Linked DNA regions of Homo sapiens: region 1 is linked to region 2. The links are chromatin contacts, found by Hi-C in ENCODE. All regions are on one chromosome and are shown on one strand. The core of a region is the stretch at or near the end of the contact, and the rest is flanking DNA. Distances in the headings are between cores, read along the strand shown. Region 1 holds the start of SMAD4 (SMAD family member 4). Region 2 holds the start of SNHG22 (small nucleolar RNA host gene 22).

Evidence for each region. A loop is a pair of places that touch in the nucleus more often than their neighbours do. Pooled maps may share reads with other maps.
Region 1: a loop to region 2 is called in a map of naive thymus-derived CD4-positive, alpha-beta T cell, with 10 times the contacts of the local background. The contact joins the promoter of SMAD4 here to the promoter of SNHG22 in region 2. A Hi-C loop is called at or near these places in 1 of 168 maps with a recorded cell type or tissue (naive thymus-derived CD4-positive, alpha-beta T cell), 1 of 37 single-sample maps with no recorded cell type and 12 of 50 pooled maps.

The regions. Positions count from the first base shown.
Region 1 is chr18:51,028,546-51,032,754 of GRCh38, forward strand. It overlaps SMAD4 (SMAD family member 4), which reads left to right and starts at 1,668. Exons shown (of 12, transcript NM_005359.6): 1 at 1,668-2,078. It overlaps LOC107985152 (a long non-coding RNA gene), which reads right to left and starts at 1,549. Exons shown (of 4, transcript XR_007066370.1): 1 at 1,373-1,549. RefSeq lists enhancers at 1,253-1,422, 1,279-1,897 and a silencer at 1,703-2,282.
Region 2 is chr18:49,811,639-49,815,563 of GRCh38, forward strand. SNHG22 (small nucleolar RNA host gene 22) reads left to right here and starts at 2,385. Exons shown (of 4, transcript NR_117096.1): 1 at 2,385-2,424. It overlaps ACAA2 (acetyl-CoA acyltransferase 2), which reads right to left and starts at 1,895. Exons shown (of 10, transcript NM_006111.3): 1 at 1,831-1,895. The coding sequence starts at 1,846. It also overlaps SCARNA17. RefSeq lists silencers at 1,688-1,807, 1,701-1,995, 2,238-2,407.

The DNA of each region.
Region 1 (4,209 bases), core at 418-2,917, 1.2 Mb after region 2:
GCCTGCAAGGAACTGAATGGTGCCAACAACCACATGAACTTGGAAGCAGATCCTTTGTTCCAGCCTCACTTTGTAGAGGACCCAGCTAAGCCATGCCTGGAATCCTGACTCAGAGAATCTGTAAGATCATAAATGTTTGTTGTTTTAGGCTTCTATATTTGTGGTGAGATTGTTATACAGCAATAGGTAACTAATACAGACGGAATAGAAGAAGTTTAGTTATAACAATGTCTCAATTTCTTAAAAACTTCTTCTGAGGTATATTACCTAAGATTCACATATTGATCTGTTACCAAATCATGTTTTGTAATCTATCAGCTGACAGATCTTCCTTCAGTTTTGTTGACAGAAAAGATTTGAAAACTATCTGACTTGAAAAATAATTTAATATCCATTCACTAAGGTCATTTACTTTCTCAGCATAGATACCGATTTTTGAATTGTCCCTTTTGGATTGCTGGGGAGGTTCTGCATTGATCCCATGCACCTTAGTAGTGGGTGAGAATTTTGACTTTCTTCTGTAAGGTGGGAGGACAGTTTTGAAAGGGGATGCTGTGTCCTCAGCTCCTTTCTCAAGCTGGGCAAGTTTAGAAAATAGAATATATAGCAATGGAAGATGTGGAAATGAATTCCCTTAAAACTGGTCTCCATAAACCCCAGGGGTAAGAGAACACCAGTTTGGAGCTTTAGGGGCTTTCTGGTCAAAGAGGGAATGGCCCAGGCGGTGATGTGGAGGATAGAATGAAGCACTGAGTATGAGTGGCGAAGGCGTACGGTGGGTGTAGAGATTTTCTGGGCGACGTGACCTAAGAAATGACTTTAGAACTGGCTAATCATTGGTTTTGGAGGGACTAAAAGTAGTTCCTGGTTGGTGAAAATAAATCATTAATGCGTTTTAAATGAAAAAGAAATGCATGCGTCTTGTAAAAAATGTGAAATAAAAGAGGCATAAAGTCAAAAGCAGAGCCTATGCCTTCCCCCACCAAACAAACAGGTAACCTAGTTAACAGGTGTGTCGTAGGATTCGAAGTTCGCCTCCAGCTCCGAGAGTGCGCCTACATCTCTTCCAACAAAATCCACTCACACTTGCAACGCCTGGCAAGGCTCTTCAATATGTGATTCCTTGACTGTCCTGTGCGTCTCTCGAGTGTAAACACCTCTGGGGCTCGTGATTCGGGGCTGCCAGAAAGAGAAGGAAGGTGCCGCCAGCGTCTGTTTCTTCCCGAAGTGAACTCCTACAACCTAGCCACCTTCTCCCCAGAGCTGTCGACTGGCTGTTGAAGGCCAATTTTTGTGCCTACGCAGGTCCTCAACACAGAACAAAACAAAAAAACAACAAAGGCCGGGCTAATAGCTATTTATAAACACTTACTGGACGCCCACTCTACGCCGAGCTCTCCCGCGCTCCTTGGATACTTTTTTGCAACGAGATGCCAATTTCCCCGGCGACCACTCCCTCAAACAGGCCTTCGCCTCCGCCCGCGCTGAGGCCCAGGCCCAGGTCCAGATTCAGAGCCGCCCGCCGGCTGGCGCTGCCCTGTAGGCGCCTGCGCAGAGCGACCCTCCCCGTCACTCGGAGCGGGAGGCGGGGGCAGCCGGGAGAAAGGAAAGCTGCGGGGGAAAAGGGCCAAACCCTGAAATTACCCGGATGTGGTCCCCGCGCGCGCATGCTCAGTGGCTTCTCGACAAGTTGGCAGCAACAACACGGCCCTGGTCGTCGTCGCCGCTGCGGTAACGGAGCGGTTTGGGTGGCGGAGCCTGCGTTCGCGCCTTCCCGCTCTCCTCGGGAGGCCCTTCCTGCTCTCCCCTAGGCTCCGCGGCCGCCCAGGGGGTGGGAGCGGGTGAGGGGAGCCAGGCGCCCAGCGAGAGAGGCCCCCCGCCGCAGGGCGGCCCGGGAGCTCGAGGCGGTCCGGCCCGCGCGGGCAGCGGCGCGGCGCTGAGGAGGGGCGGCCTGGCCGGGACGCCTCGGGGCGGGGGCCGAGGAGCTCTCCGGGCCGCCGGGGAAAGCTACGGGCCCGGTGCGTCCGCGGACCAGCAGCGCGGGAGAGCGGACTCCCCTCGCCACCGCCCGAGCCCAGGTAACCGCGCCATGTCCCCTCCCCTTCCCCCGGCCGGGCCCGCGCACCCCGCCTGTGGCTTCCCCGCCCCGGGGCGGGCTCCCGACGACGGCGGCGGCGGCGGCGGCGGCTGGGAGCGCGCGGAATCCTCTGGGAGGGCGACCGCGGCGGCCTGACGAGCCGGGCCGGGCGGGCCGGCTGAATGCCGGGCGGCGGTGCCTCGCGTCCCTCGGGCCCCCAGCTCCGCTTGCAGCTCGTGGGAGAATCAAGTTAAACTCGGACGGGACTCCTGCCGCGGCCGCCGCTCCTCTTTGTTGTTCTCAGTAGTTTCACGGTCGCCCCGGCTGAGCGCGTTGGGTCGGCTGGAATGTGTTGCCTTAGGGTCTAAGTGAAAGTTGTAAATTGTTTGTCTAAATTTATTTTCTCCAGCCAATTTCTGTTTTGTCTTTGTCCCCTACTTTCTCTTCCTAGTCTTGTCATGCCAGTTTACGCTTCTGGCTTTGATATGTTTACTTTTTGAGTACTGAGAGTGACAGCGGTATGCAGGACACATTCTTAGCACCTAACTGAACCCCTCCTTGCCCCCAATAAAACATGCTTCCTAATAAAAGACACAGCTGATCTTACTGTTAGCACTGCATGTACTGACAGTGAAATTGGTGTAGGGTGGAGGGCGGTGGCTCCATCACTTGTCCCAAACTGCTGTTAGGATTTCTCAAACTAGATTTTCAAAGACACAAGTGTGTTTAGTTAACCTGAAAGGTTTATTTGCTGGTGCAGAGGCTTTAAAAAGCCCTGTTGAAGATTGATAGCTGTTTCCCTTCAAAAACCTAAGTACGTTTGTTTTTATTTAAAAAAACACATTTATTTCCCAATTAGTTTCTTAATGCATTTAGTTTTTGCACCGTAGTTTAAGGTGGAATTGCCAGTTATTTAGGAATAATAAACACAACAGGATAATAGCGGAATTACCCTGAATTGACTTTCTGCAAACATATAATCTTAGCTAATTTTTGTTAGTAACCTTTGACTTTTGCCAGAATTAGCATCCTTCTAGTCTTAGTAGCAGCTTGGTTACTCGGGTGTTTTAAGAAGTAGGTTCACTCCTTTTTGCTGGCAAAAACCATTTAGTATCAAAAAAAAAAAAATGCGTAATTTCGTAATTAGATTTAGAACAAGGCATTTGAATAATTTTTATGGTGGATTTCATAAATTACTTTTGCCATACCCTGCAGAGACTAGATAATATATATTTCAGTTGAAATCTAGGAAGTTCTAAAATGTAACTTTTTTTTAATGCTAAGGACTTACTCTCTCTATATTGGAAAGTTCTGATATGATTAGTACATAATATTCCAAACTGTAAAATGATTAACATTTAAAAATACGGTTTTTAAAATTAGTGTTTCTTCCATAATGCTGTCATGATTTTGTTTACTTAAATGGGTTTGTTACAGAACAAATGTAATAGAGATGGACCAAGCATTTGTAATTCGGAGTAGCTTTAGGTCTAAAGACGATGGTGAATTATGTAGGTTTAAGTTGTTGGAATTAAAACTAAAAGCTTCTTTTGATAAAAGTCGTTATAACATTTTGTGACTCTATTAATAGAAGTGGCTTTTTCTTTGCTTTCCAGGTTTTTGGGCGAGTTTTAAAGAAGTATTGCATCTTCGTTTTTTTTATTTTTGAAGTGGGAGTGTATGTTTCTGTTTAGGTCACTGCCTTCATTGTAAATCTTGAGTTTAGAAAAAACCAAACTGCAAATCTGTTTTTCAGACTTAATGAAAATTTGTGCCGAGAAAGTCACTTTGAAATATTTTGGAATAAGTTTTACATGAATGATTGATCTTTTATGATAGCTTTGCTGTTTGAAGCAATTCTCCCTCTACTAGGAAGCAGCAAATCTTACTTTTAAAAACCTCTGCTTCACTTTCTTAAGCTACATTTTAGTCGAGCGATTGTGTGTGAATTCTTTTTCTGTATTCCCCTTCAGTTTTTCTTTCTCCCCGCAAATTAAGGAGCGAGAATTAACCTAATTTATGCTGCCCAGTCACACTCCAGCTCTCCCACTTGGAAGCAGTTTTTTTCTGATTGAGCCAGTGTTATAGTAACATCATTAGACACTATTCTAATTGAGGTGTGAGTTACTGAG
Region 2 (3,925 bases), core at 1,135-3,634:
TGGTATGCTGCTTGAGAGAAGTTTATCTTTAATGATTCTAGCTGGCCTGTAACATCACTATTTCAAGCTCAAAGCTTGGGTTCTAGTCACAGCCACTAACTACCTGTGTTATTATACACAACCACTTTACCTCTCTCGACATGAGTGTCCTCCTAATTGCTACAATAAGGAAATGGAAAAAAATACGATCACTAGCTCTAACACTACAGTAAATTGTACCAGAAATTTATAAACTTTATACTTCCTTAATACAGGTGTCAATGTGCATTTTTTTCCTTTTTGGGTTTATAGTATTTGTGAAATTTTCAAACAGGTCTGTATTATAAGAAAGGGTAAGAACCACTGATAAAATATTAAAATGATATCAGTAAAAATATTATTTCCTTTTTTAGAAGATAGCTCATGACAATGCACCTTTTAAATGAAGTGTAAATGCCTCGTCTAAAAAAAATTCACCACGCTGCTTTATGAAGTAAATGTAGTAAATTCAGTCAGGAAGGGCACTGGCAAATGAAATCCACGTTGCAGGAAACTGTAAACACTGCATTTGGTCCCAGAATACGGATTTTTCCCTTGATTTGTTCCCATGCCACTTTGGTTCTTCTCACTTTCAGATCCCCCTAACCAATGCTTAGCTGGCATCTCCACTTGGCTGCTTCACAGGCACCAAAAAGTTTTCTGCCTAAAACTGAATTCTCAATCCTTCTTTCCACATCTATTCCTTTCCCAATTTTCCTCACTCTGTAAAGTGGCATCATCATGAACACGGTTCATCAAACCAGACACTTTTCATCATTCTCGACATTTCCTTCTTATATTTACTCCACCACATCCAATCCACTTTCTATCAAATCCACCTCCAAATCTATCTCAACTCATCCCTCCCCTTTTCTCCCCAATTACACTGCCCCACACGAGTCAAAGCCATCATTTGCTGCTCCCTGGACCTCTACAATAGATCCTTAAATGGTCTCTTCGCCATTACACAGACCGCCCCAAATTCGGACAGAGTGGAAATCAGATCCTGTCATTACCCCGCTTTAAATCCCTGTATTGCCTTCCACTGAATTTGGAACAAAACCCCACCTTCTTACAGAGCCCACAGGGCCCTGGAGCACCAAAATGCTTGGTTCTTAGATCCTGCCAAGCTTTTTCCTGTCTCAGGGCCTCGATATGTATTCCACCTCAATGTTCTTCGACTCGTACATCCTTAAAGTAAGATTCCATTGACTGTGCCCACTTGTTTTGAAAAGGGAGTTTATTACACAGTTGTTTTAAACAAGTTCATAACCCTAGAACTTAGGTATAGAGTGACCGCTCTAATCTAAAGCAACAGAAGGGAAATGGGAGCAGGGCAGGTCTTCCAGCAGAACACCAGCTACCATTTCTGCAGGCCTCTCCATCGATTCACCCGGGGAGCCCTGACCACCGAGGCCGAGCGGCGGGCTCCTGTGCGCAGCTGCCCCGCAGCAGGCGCCCGCGGCCTATGGCGCCGCCCCATTTTTTCTAATACTTGGACTCGAACTAGTGGGGTCACTGTTAGGCGAAGAAAGGAATGACCTCCAAGGTCACATGCAAGCAAACTTTGGTCTCAACTAAACAGGAAATTGCACCGAAATCGCTGTCGCTAGCGCCTTACAAGTAAGGGTTTTCTCCTTAACCCAAACAAGCCTTTCGGGCTGGGTTTTTATCACGTCCGCTCCAAAACCGAGGAGGTTGAGTGAACTTCACCCCACGACCCCGACTCTCCGCGGCGGCCGGAAGCGGAGGCCTGGCCTGGGGAGGGCAGGACCCCGAGGGGCGAGGAGAGGAGGAGGGGGCTGCGCTCACCTCGGAGCAGAGCCATGGCGGCTGCTGGGTCGTCGGCGGCGCGGGTCTGTGGTGTGGGGGACGCTGAGCGGCCGCTCGCAATCACCCAGATTTCAAGAGCGTGGGTGGCGCCCCGAGAGCCACGCCCCTGCCCTTTCACCTACTTCCTGGGGCTCCTTGGCGGGGTCCCAGCGTAAGATGGTCCTACCCCACGCGTAGCGCTGCCCGCCTCACCCCAGCCCGAGGGAGCCCAGGGGACGGGGCTCGGATAGACCACAACGCGCCTTGAGAGCGGACTCTTTCCTCACATCCTCATTTTTAGATTTTCTCCGTTTCCAAACCGAGAGAATTTGGTTTGACACCTCTCACCCATCATATCCTAGCCCCGACAGGCGATGACTCTTCCCCTTTGTCTCCGCCAACACCCTAAACACTGGGCAGGAGCCAAGGGCTGAGGAACTTGGCGCGCGGGCGGCCGCGGCCGCCAGCTGGGGGCGGGACCGAACGTCCTGTGGGCGGGGCGCGGCGGCGGCGGCGGGATTGGCTGGGGCGGGCGGGTGCGCAGTCCGCTGGGCAGAGGCTTGGGCCGCCGAGCTGGACCCGGACCGGTTTTGGGTACTGTACTGGGGGCAGGGCAGAGAGGTGGGCGGCAGTTGGGGTGCGGTGATTGTAGTAGGCTAGGGCGCTTTCGGGTCCCCATTGCAGCCCCCGGATGAGCCCGCAGTATTTTCCTTATATGATCAGGTCCCATTGCGGGCGGCGCCGCTTGCCCGGAGCCTGAGAGGATTATGAAAACGTGGCGAGCGAAATGGGGCCAGGGGACCTGGAGCAGGGGCGTGAGGAGAGTAGGCAGCGGGTGAGGCTGGACGGGAGGGAGGTCTAGGGAGGCCTCTGCCGCGGGCACTGTGAGTCCTGGCCGATGATGACGAGACCACTGCGCAATCTGAGTTCTGGGAACCAGGTGATGGAGTATGTTCTGAGAACAGACTGAGGCCGGGCAAGCAGGAGGCGGCCGCGGCAGGGGAGAGGCGGAGAGCCCCTCGATACCAGGGCTCGGAGGGCCGGGCTGCCTAGCGAGGGCTTCTTTTGAGTGCGTAGGGGTGGTGGGTGGCATGGACGGTTTCTCTGAGTCGTCAGCGAATGCCCCCCCTAGAATCCTGCTTTTCAAACACTTTGGTGACACTCTTGCAATGTTGGGGTGTTTTTAAATCCAAATTTGTATTATGAAAACTTACAAACTTACAGAAAAGTGGGAAGACTTGTACAGTGGACACATATCGACCCAATTGTTAACATTTTGCTATATTGCTATCCACCTGTTCTTCCATCAAACCATCTTATCTTTTTAATGCAGACCTTAGTACTCTACACCCATGAACACATCAGCACACATTATTCATTTACAGTTCTTTTTAAGGCAAAATATCCACGCAATCAAATGTACAAATCTTAGACAAGCTTCACAAATGCTCATGTATAGGCCGGGCGCCGTGGCTCACGCCTGTAATCCCAGCACTTTGGGAGGCCGAGGTGGGCGGATCACGAGGTCAGGAGATCGAGACCATCCTGGCTAACACGGTGAAACCTCATCTCTACTAAAAATACAAAAAAATTAGCTGGGCGTGGTGGCGGGCGCCTGTAGTCCCAGCTGCTGGGGAGGCTGAGGCAGGAGAATGGTGTGAACCTGGGAGGCGGAGCTTGCAGTGAGCCGAGATCGTGCCACTGCACTCCAGCCTGGGTGACAGAGCAAGACTCCGTCTCAAAAAAAAAAAAAAAAAAAATGCTCATGTATAGAGTGTTCATTTTTGTACACAGTTTTCTATTCAGTTTGCCTCTACATATTTAAGAAAGGTTAAGTATCACAACTTCCCACTGCAGATCACCATCAGTAGGTCTTTATAGATGTACTGTGTTTTCTCTAATTGGAAATGTCACTAATGAGTGGATTCTAACACCATTCAGTGAAAGGTTTACATATATTAAAACACGTAAATATATGAGAGAATATTGACATAGTCTCCAAGTCTCATGAAGAGGAAAGGGTACCTTTACAATGGATAAATCTTGCGGGTATTACTTCACCAAATTATGAAGTAATGGTGTCCCATCACCAATA